Linked DNA regions of Homo sapiens: region 2 is linked to region 1. Evidence: read pairs that join two places in POLR2A ChIA-PET (ENCODE). Cell type or tissue: PC-9. All regions are shown on one strand. Links, peaks and the distances in the headings refer to the core of each region. The heading gives the core; the rest is flanking DNA. Region 1 overlaps HIPK2 (homeodomain interacting protein kinase 2). Region 2 has its middle 6.0 kb from the start of HIPK2.

The links. Peaks named below come from ENCODE experiments on the same cell type or tissue, not always from the same donor. Only the 100,000 strongest peaks of a DNase experiment are listed, where the experiment ranks them.
Region 2: POLR2A ChIA-PET joins it to region 1 with 13 read pairs; 11 of 35 experiments call an interaction of 5 or more read pairs at or near these places.

What each region holds. Positions count from the first base shown.
Region 1 is chr7:139,634,689-139,640,063 of GRCh38, reverse strand. All of the region lies in intron 2 of HIPK2 (homeodomain interacting protein kinase 2), which reads left to right. Among named protein-coding and RNA genes, the nearest start is that of CLEC2L, 110 kb to the right of the region's middle. In PC-9, for the core only: no CTCF peak of the experiment used is centred there; no DNase peak of the experiment used is centred there.
Region 2 is chr7:139,781,351-139,786,725 of GRCh38, reverse strand. It overlaps a transcript of TBXAS1 not described here. Among named protein-coding and RNA genes, the nearest start is that of HIPK2, 6.0 kb to the right of the region's middle. In PC-9, for the core only: no CTCF peak of the experiment used is centred there; a DNase peak (open chromatin) is centred at 2,835.

The DNA of each region.
Region 1 (5,375 bases), core at 104-5,103:
TAGCAGTGAAGGTGAGGAAGAGCAAATGAGAGATCAGTTATGACAGAACCTGGAAATGCTCACTCACAGTATTCAGGAACCAGCAGCCCTACCTGCCTGAAACCGAACCGAGAACAGGAACAGCCCCTGTGGAAGCAACCGACATGTGATGATCAACCCAAAAAACCATGTAAACTCTGAAACAGAAAGGCCAAGCTGTCTGCCTCTCACATAGGAGGTACTGACAAGGTGGCATTGCCAGCTCCAGGGAAAACTGGCAACTGCTGAGGGTGTGCACTTGACATAGACTCATTCCTTCTACAAATGTGTATGGAGCACCTACATGCCCAGGCTGCGTGCTAGGCGCTGGAGATACAGCAGTGACATGGGGGTTGGGGGACTTGCGCTGCTCTGTGTGTGGTAGCCACCCCTGCCTGGCCACTTACTAAGGCTCAGCTCAGACTCCTCCTGGGAAGCCCATCCTGCTTTCTCTCTCCTCCTCCAATTTCCCCCATCTTTGTGTACTATGTACACACTTCACACATTGTATGTCAGATGTCGCTATGCTGCTACCTTGGCTAGACGGTGAACTCCTGGAAGAGCTGCAGGGTCTGGTTTACTTTTTGATCTTTAGCACCCAGCACAGTACCTGGCACAGAGGAAACACTTAGTAAATGGTGGTTGAATATTCTAATAAGTGAGTGAGGACAGCTTGAAACAAATTCTGGCTCAGAATGACTGTCAGAATGAGCTTCCCTGAAGATTAAGCATGCTTTAGCAACCATCCAACATGCTTCAGGTGGGCTGGATGAAAAGAAACATTTTAGACTTGACTTTGAACTTCTAGGACCTCAGAGCCTTATAGACTAGCAGAGCAGGGGGACAAGGCCTCTGCAAGATCAGATCCCAGCAAAATGGTCTGAAGTCCCCAAAGATTCCTGGGGGCCAAATGGGGAACTACCTCCCTTACCTGAGGGTTTATGGGCTGGGTGTTGAGCAGCTGTTTACGAAGCAGCTTCTGTGTGCCAGGCTGAGGATCAAGGACAAGTGAGATGCAGACCCTGCCCTCCAGGAGGTATAGTAGAGGCAGATATGCAAACGTATTTGTGTGTCAAAAATGACAATTATTGGCTGGGCGTGGTGGCTCACGCCTGTAATCCAGCACTTTGGGAGGCCGAGGCGGGCGGATCACGAGGTCAGGAGATCGAGACCATCCTAGCTAACATGGTGAAACCGCGTCTTTACTAAAAATACGAAAAATTAGCCGGGCATGGTGGTGGGCGCCTGTAGTCCCAACTACTCAGGAGGCTGAGGCAGGAGAATGGCGTGAACCCGGGAGGTGGAGCTGGCAGTGAGCCAAGATCGCGCCACTGCACTCCAGCCTGGGCAACAGAGTGAGACTCTGTCTCAAAAAAAAAAAAAAAAAAAGACAATTATTTACTCTCTTTCTCCAGAACAAGAATGTTTAGTGGCTTGCTTTGGGAATGTTGGAAAGGAATGAGTCCTCTTTCTTAGGTGCAGATTTTGTCTGACACTTCATATATATGTTTAAAGTATTTCTGATGTCCCAAAATAGCGATGAGGAAATTCTTTAAGATGGTTCTGTGGGGCCAGTGGGTGCTCAGTTAGTATTTATTGGACCAATCTGGTCTGAGTATGTCATTGATCTTTGTATGCTTGTCACCTGGTAGAGCCAGCACAGAGACAGTGGGCAGTGTCTGTTTGAATAAGGAAGAATGGAAGCGGGCAGGGAGGGGAGCAGGCTGTATCTGAAACATGTCTCATGAGTGCAGAGAAAAGGCTGCACCCTTAGGGGTGGGAGAGGGATCCAGAGTGGATTGGAAAAGGTTAAAACCAAAGGCAAGAGAGCAGCAGGTGGCTGTAGTGAGGCCCAGATGGAAGAGCATGTGATTTCGCATGCTGCAGTGGGACTGCGCAGGATAAAGTCTTCAACATAAGAGCTAAGGTGGAGGCTCTAGAGGGCGTAATGACAATGGCCATAAAATAAGAGGTTTGGGCTAAATCCCTGAGGTCCCAAGTCCTAACCCTGCATGAGCCAGGTGCCACTTCTAGCCCTCCTGTTCCTCCTCCCTGTCATTTTTGCTGTAATTCTTTTGTTGGCCACCTGCAAGTAGGTGTCCTTGGCACTCCTGCTGTCTGCCCTGCTGTGGTGAGTGTGAGCCGGGTTGCTCGTGCCCCTCTCTGAGCCTCAGCTTCTGCTCCTCCTTGGGCTAAATCCTGCCCCCTCATGCCCAAACCTTGATTGCTGCATAATGATTCAGCCCTTCTACTCTCTTTTATCTGCACTGCCTTAGAGCTTTGTCTTAATCCATATTTTAACACTTTCTTATATTTAATAAAGGTTTATTTGATCAACAAATGCTTAATGAGTGGCTACCGAATGCCTGCGCTGCCCTCATAGACTTGGTCAGGGAAGACAGACAGTGAGCAGGTTAAGAAAGTGCTGTGAAGTGGCATTTATGGCACCCTATATGAAGACTAACTGGTGTCAAGGGAGGCCTGTCTGTAGCGTGACAGCTGAGCTAAGATTTGAGGGATGAGAAGGAGGCAGCCATGTGACAGCCAGCAGGGAGAGCATTTAAGGCAGAAGCAACAGCATCCCACGAAGACTCTGGCTCCAAAGGAGCTCCAGGTACTCTTGCAAATGGAAAGGAAACCAACGGGCCTGCAACGTATTAAGCTAGGAGAGTGGTTGGCAGTGATGGTGGAGAGGTGGGCAGGGTCCCAATCGTGGAGGCCCCATGGCCATGGAGGGGTCTAGATTTCATTCCAAGTCCAGTGGGGAGCCCCTGAAGGCTTACGGCAAGGGGGTGGGGTGCCATCTGTTCCCTGTGGCTGCCATGGAGGAAGTGGGCACAAGGAAGGGAGAGACAAGTGGAAAGGCTGCAGTGGAAGCTCCAGGTGACGCAGGGGTGACCAGCGCCACTGCTGCGGCAGGGGGGATGGAGAATCAGGGGCTGACTTGAGACTTTGGAGCTGGCCATGTTAGTGGATAGATGGTGGGGATGAAGAAATCAAACATCTTTCCTGGATTTCTGCCTAAGCAGCTGGAGGGTGGTGGTTCCCTTTCATAAAATGAGGAGGACAGTGGAAGGAATATGTTTAGAGAGGGGGATCAGAGAATAGTTCCCTTCTAGACGTGTGGAATTGGAGATGACTATGAGACATTCCAGAGGCAATACCAGGCTTCCAGAATGCAAATCTAGAGCCAGAAGGAGAATTCCAAGATGGAGACAAACCTGGGAATACAAATGGAATTTAAACCTATGGAGCGAGTAAGATGACTGTCAGTTTCCTAGGGCTGCTGAAATAGGTACCACAAAATATCTGGCTTAAAACAAAAGACATCCAAAATCAAGGTGTCAACAGGGCCATGCTCCCTCTGAAGGCTCCAGGGGTAGAGCCTTCCTTGTCTCTTCCTGCCTCGGGTGGCTCCAGGTGTTCCTTGGCTTGTGGCAGCATCACTCCAATCTCTTCCTCCCTTTTCACATGACCATCTTGCTGCTGTGTCAGTATCTATGTCCAGATTTCCCTCTGATATGGATGCAAGTCACATTGGATTAGGGCCCACCTACTCCAGTGTGACCTCATCTTAGCTAATTATATCTGCAGCAACTCCATTCCTAAATAAAGTCACATGCCAAGGTGCCAGGAATTAGGAGTTCAACATAACTTTTAGGGGGACACAATTCAACCCATAACAATTATCTAGGGCTGGGTGGAAGGAGAGAAGACGGTGGGCTTAGGACTTGGCCAACACACAGCAGTTGGATAGAAGAGGGCGAGCCTACAAAGGAAATGGGCAAGCCACAAGCAGAGAGGCGGGACAGATATGGGGAGCAAGCGATGTCATGAAAACCAAGAATAAGTGTTTCAGGGCAGGAAGGAATGATCACCCGCGTGAAAAAAATGTGGCTCCCAGGTCACAGAGCTAAGAAGTTGATCAACAGATGTGACAGCGTGGAGATCACTGCTGATCTCAACAAGTGCAGCGCGTCAGTGACGCAGAGTGTCCAACTCCAATTAGAGGAAGCTGAGCAAATGCTGTGAGGTGAAGAGGTGGGAACCACAGGGGGAGATGACTCTCTCCAGAGAGTGGGCCTTGAAGGGGAGCTGAGAACTAGGGCAGCAGCTGCTGGGAGACGAAGGGATTAGGAAAGGTTTGTGTTTGGGGCTTTTGTTTTGTTTTTTGTGTTCTGTTTTGTTCTTGTGTTCTGCTTTGTTTTCTAACGTGGGAGCCGCTAGAGCATGTGGTGTGCTGTGTCGGCTCGATTTTTATGTCTGTGTCTTTCTGTGACACACGTTTTGTATTCGACTCGAGTTGTCCTGTGTGCTTTGATGTGGCTTTCGCAGCATCAGAGGCCTTCGCAGACAGTACTGTCTCCCAGCCACCTAGCCAGATGCCTGGGCATTTGTTCTTTACGGTCGCAGCAGGAACATTCTGCGGCACGTATCATGGTACCGTGAATGGCTGCCATTTCATTTTCTTGGTGGACTACAAGCAATTTTCCCAGGCCCCGTTCATGTCACGTCAGTCGTCAAAATCTATGTCTGGTGTTTCCTGCTAAAGAACATCACTAAAGTGCCTTTGTGTGGCCATTTTAGTTGTTGCAGTCTGCCTTGTTCATCACTGGGGAATGGAAACTGGAAAACGAGGTTTCCGTGGGTTAGGAACAGCCTTCCGGGCCATGAGAACCACGTAACTAACCTGATAGGAAGGGCAGGCCCATAGTCAAGTTCAGAGAAGTCCCCTGGGGCCAGACCGGCCTTCCTAAGACTTACTTGAGTGTCAAACATCCAAACCTACAGACTGGAGCGTCAGACTTCCAAACGTCAGGCTGCAAGAGGGCAGGGGCCAGCCAAGAGGCCAGGTGACAAGAATCGGGGGACAGAGGTGAGAATGTGCTTGATCCTTGAGCCAGCAGTCCAGGCCAAAACTCTCCTCCCATGAAGAGGCCTAGATCCACGTGAGAGGAGGCAGGAGGCCACCCCTGACTCTAGAACAGGGAGGGCAGAGAGAAAAGCAGGTTCTGACACCATAATACTTTTTTTGGTAGTGTTCTTTTCAGATATTCCCTTCTTTTCTGGCCAGGTATGGTGGCTCCTGCCTGTAATCCCAGCACTTTGGGAGGCTGAGGCAGGTGGATCACTTGAGATCAGGAGCTTGAGACCAGCCTGGCCAACATGGTGAAAACCCGCCTCTGCTAAAAATACAAAAATTAGCCAGACCTGGTGGTAGGTGCCTGTAATCCCAGCTACCTGGAAGGCTGAGGCACGAGAATCGCTTGAACCCAGGAGGTGGAGGTTGCAGTGAGCCAAGATCATGCCACTGCACTCCAGGCTGGGCAACAGAGCAAGACTCTGTCTCAAAAAAA
Region 2 (5,375 bases), core at 58-5,057, 150 kb before region 1:
GCAACTGACTTAAACCAATCATAATTTACTTTCTTGGGCAGGTACAGTACTGCCTAAATAAAATCAGAGTTCTACAACTGAGGAAGAAGGCACCAGAGATAGGCAGCAGGCAACCACGTGTGTCTTCCACATAGAGTGAAAAGCTTCAGGATTATATGAAAAAATAAAATAAAAAGAAAGAAAGAAAAAAGAACCCTAGGCTTAAAAAATAAAATTAAGCCTTGAAGTTGTTGGAAGTAAAAGGTCTATCTGTGAAACTTTTCACTAAAATAAAAACAGGTAATCCCAAAACTAAATTCTTCCTTGCATTCTATCACTTAATTATTATATTCCCAGAACGGTTCAAAGCTGTCTAGAAGTATACCCTTTCTCATGGATTCAGTACAGATTTATTAAGTGTCTCCTTCATACCTGACACTACGGTGTTTTGTTGCCTTGTATAGTTTATCTTCCCCTTCCTTCACATGAATAATTTCTACTGATGAGGCAGACATTATTATCTCACTCTATAGATGAGAAAACTGAGGTGCAGAGAAATGAAATCATTTCCCTTATCATCATCCAGTTAAAAGTGATGGACCTAATGTTCCTGATGGTCAGTCCCTCTTTCATTGCTCCCATAGAGGGAAAGGCGAGACATTAAAAAAACAAAAAACAAACAAACAAAAAAAAAACCCTCTAATACTAGATAGGAAAAAATGAATGCAGCAGAAACAGACCTAAAATATGCTTTGGGGAGAATAAAGGATAAATGACCTCTGGGGATGTGGGCTGGGGAATAGGAAAGGCTTCATGAAGGAAATAGCATGTGAACTGGGTCTTAAAGGATGGGGAAGACGTGGAGTTCAGGACACTCTGGGCAGAGGCTGGCATGTACAAAGACAAAGCTGTGCAGCTATTGCTTAGGATGCACGAGATGCAAGAGTGGGAGATGAGATTGGGAAGGGGATTTTGGGCAGATCATGATGGGATTTAGGTGTCAGGTTAAGGTGATGAAGGTTGTTGTGCAGTAATATGGTGACTCCGAACATCTCTGAGCAATGGTATGCAGTGCGCAGGAAGCCAATGTTGTCAACAATCAGTTATGTGAATTAAAGACGAGGGAGAGACTGGAGTCAGGGACATCTGTTAAAAAAATAGCGCAGCAGTCCAAGGAGGAGGTAGGGATAGGCTCAATCAGGTACTGGCAGTAGAAAGGAAGAGGAATGGAAGAATGTGAAAAGCTATCACACAAAAAACAACAACAACAACAACAACGAAACAATGGGTCCTGGCAGTTGACCTGCAATGGCTGGAGCTGAAGGACTAGGAGGTGGTTATTGTTTACCAGAAGGAGGTTTGGGAGGAGATGAGTTCCATTTGGTAGCAGTGTCTGGAAAGCAGGTGGAAATGTGGGACAAGAGCTAATGAGACTATGTCAATTCAAATACCAGCCTCAGAGATCTAGAGATCAGCTTGCCAAGAGAACAAGCAGAAAGGGAACAGAAGAGAGCTTAGGTCCAGTCCATCAAGAAACAGGGTGAAGGGAGAAGGACACGGCCCCTAAATGATCAGGTCTCTCTCTTCTTAGTTCCCTCCTTTAGCCTCTTAGCCTCTCTCTCCACACCTGTAGTTATGGAACTGCTTTGTGTAAATGTATCCCCTAGGGAGTAAATTCAAAATGCAGATTTCCAGGTGCCACCCCCAGAGATTCCTGAGTCAGTGGGTTTGGGGTTCTGCCTGAGGAGTCTGCATCCTTAGAAAGCCCCTTCGATGCAGGCAGCCCAAGGACCACACTTTGAGAAATGCTGCCATGTAACCTCTCCCTGTGTGATCTCACCTCCTATGGATCAGCCACGCATTATACACTTACTGATGACTCAAAACAATCTCTATCTCCTATTAAAAACCCTTGGCTGAGCTCCAGTCCTGTACACCCACCTGGCAACTGAGCATCCCTATCTGAATATCTCATAGGTACTTTAGACTCAACATGTTCAAAATTGAATTCATTTTTCCCCACATCTGGTGCATTCAGAATAAAGTATAAGTTCTTCAGCTTGGCATACAATCTCCAGCGTCATTCCTGACCACTGTCTCGGCCTTGCTTTGCATGTTTAGCAATATTATAATTTCTTACATATCCTAGACATTCATATCTTTCTATCCTATTTGCTGTCACCTGCCAGAACTCGCAGTGCCAGGCACAGACGTGCCACCTCCCCTGCCCCAAACACACTCCTTGCCATTTGTCCCTCTGTACTATCTTTTGACCATGTGCATCCTTTTTACTGCTGCACTCATTATATTGTATCATGCTCCTTGCTTGGTGGTTTTTCTTTGAACTTGAGCTCCTTGAAAGCCAGGGCTATGGCTTATTCCCTTTTATACTCCCAGGTCCTGCTACAGAATCTAGCACATAGTAAGCTGTAGCTGAACATTTGATGAATTGATTTTCTCAGGAAAAAAAGAAAGGAAGAAAGAAAGGAAGGAAGGAAGGAAGGAAGAGAGAGAGAGAGAGAAAGAATGAAAGAAAGAACAAACGAAAGAAGGAAAGAAAGAAAGAGAAAGAAGGGAGGGAGGGAGGGAAGGGGGAAGGCAGGCAGGCAGGCAGGCAGGAAGGCAGGAAGGCAGGCTAGGAGTATTGAAAACAAAAACAAAAACAAAAACCTAAACAAGCATGTGAAAGGAGGAAGGACTAGGAATTTTGGGAAAAAATACAAAAAAAAAAAAAACAAAAAAAACTAAACAAGCATGCATGTGAAGGATGTGAAGGGAGGGGAGTGATTCAAGAAGAGTGAGGTGATTAACAGTGTCTAACTAACTCATGTTTGCTTAGAGATCAAGCAGGGGAGGGGCTAAGAAAGGGCATGCGATTTGCAATCTAAGAAGCCACTGGCAACCTCAGAGCAAAGAGTCAGTCCTAACTGCCCTCTGCCGTGACAGTCAAGCCCCTCCAGGGGTTGCCAGATAGGAGCAAGCTCTTTCATGTCAGTGGGAGGAAACCTTACAATTGAAACTTCACACTGTACAGAAATGCACAGGTCCACTGATTCATGGCTGAGGTAGGCTTAACAGGACCTGCAGGCTTTTAAAAGAGCTCTCCTCAGTCTACCTTTATTTCTGCCTCCACCCCAAGCTTCTTTCTGCACCATTTCTACCTAGTCTGTCCAAGTTCAGCCTGGACTGCAGGTCAGGAAAACCAAGCTATTACCTACCTCCCATAATCACAGAAATTTCTCTGCAGGGTTGGGTTGCTTCTCTGAACTGCTTCTCATGTGCAAATCCATCCTAATCTGCCATTCCCGCAACCTCCAACAAAATCGCCCTACCTTCTGTGCATCTACATTACAGCTTCTTTTCATTCATAGGCTGATTGCATTTTTTTTTTTTTTGCCATATTTCCTTTCTGCTCAATGCTCTTATGGCATCGCTTTGCTTTTCCTGCACCCCTGTTCAGGTGTCTGATCATTTTTCTTCTAGGAGCAAAAGCAGAAAAATGAATGATGTTTCCCTATTCCCCTGATTTTGCCAGTGTAATTTCTCCAAGACTGCCATTTCCACAATCAGATTCCCTTCACCCTGCCAAGCCTCGCTCTCCCCTTTGCCCTTAAAGCCACAGCTCTATTGTTCCTCATTTGAATGAAATGTCTACTCTTTTAAATTCTCTGTGAGTGTAATGTCTTGTTACTGAAGCTTTCAGTTAAAGAGTTTTGTTATTAAATACTACTCTGTTACAAACTGTATCATTGAAACCGATCAAAGGTTTAAAGCAGAAAGACAAGGTAATTTCTTAAGAATAATCCAAACAAAAATAGGTCTCTATTATGACTTGTTAAGAAACAGAATTAAAATAAAGGGAGAGGAAGAAGAAATAAAGAATGTGTGGAAAAGATAGAAAGATACAGAGAAAAAGAAAATTAGACACACAGTCAGAAAGAGAGGAAAATAGAGATACAGCAAGAGACCAAAAGAGAGGTGTGATATCAAAAGACAGAACTTGAGATAGTGACCTACCTCCCTCAGGCACATCCTCCAGAGATAAACCACAGGCACAGGCTCACACATGGAAAATAAAGAGCTGTCAGGAAAATAAGAGCAACACACACCAAGTGAGAATAAGATACAAGCCACACAGACATCATGCTAAGAATACCCTGAGAGTAAGAGAGACATACACACCTAAATGCATACACCAAAAAGAGGGTTATCTCTATCCTGTGGCCTTGAAGATATTGTGATGTTGTGCAGTTTCACAACTATAGGCATACATGAAAAAAAAAAGACCCTTTGTTCCATGTCCTGTAAGCAAAATGAACTTGAAATGAGGTCAAAGCTCCCCCATGTTCACTCTACCAACTCCTGAGAAAGATATGACTTGCACCATTTTGTAGAAAGGCAAATTAAGGAGAGGTAACTGGTATAAATGGTTACTAAATCCTTTCCAGTTTTCTTGCCTTTATTATTGTTCTTCAATGCACCCTGAAGTTAAATGGTATTTTGGCAACCTAGAGTTCCATGTACTGTTAAAAAAAAAAAAAAGTGATTTTTTTAAATGATTGATTAAACTCCTTAGAACACTGACTGCTAATGTGCTTATTAAATAAATAAAATACAATGCACACTATCTCTAGCCAAATGGGACAGCTCCCAGACCCCTCTCATTGTCTCAGGCCCATGACTGGTAAGGCCCTCTCTGCTTGGAGCAATCTCTGGTGCTCTTTTCTGGTACCTCCTTAGCCCTCCCCATCCTTCTACTATCTCCACCCATAAAACAGGACACATATTCAGGTAGAATTTAAGAAACCTGTATTTCCCTCCAAACTAGTTTCACCAAAGTCACTAATGCAACTCTTGTTGCTAAATCCAATTGATGCCTTTCTGCCTTTTTTTTTTTTTTTTTTTTTTTGAGATGGAATTTAGCTCTTGTTGCCTAGGCTAGAGTGCAATGGCACTAGAACTCGGCTCACTGCAACCTCTGCCTCCTGGGTTCAAGCGATTATCCTATCTCAGCCTCCCAAGTAGCTGGGATTACAGGTGCCCACCGCCACGTCTGGCTAATTTTTTTTGTGTTTTTAGTAGAGATGGAGTTTCATCATGTTGGCCAGGCTGGTCTCAAACTCTTGACCTCAGGTGATCTGCCTGCCTCAGCCTCCCAAAGTGCTGGGATTACAGGCGTGAGCCACAGCACCCAGCTGCTTTTCTGCTTTCATCTGACGTGGGCCTCTCAATAGCATGCAGCACTGTTGACCTTGCTGGGATGTTGAGGAATCCCCCGTCCTGGCTGTCCTCCAACTTCTCTGCCCTCTTGTCCATGGGGAGCTCTTTTTCCTCTTCCCATGTCTCAAATACTGGTACTCCCCAGGTTCTGTCACAGATCCTCTCTCCTCCCAGCT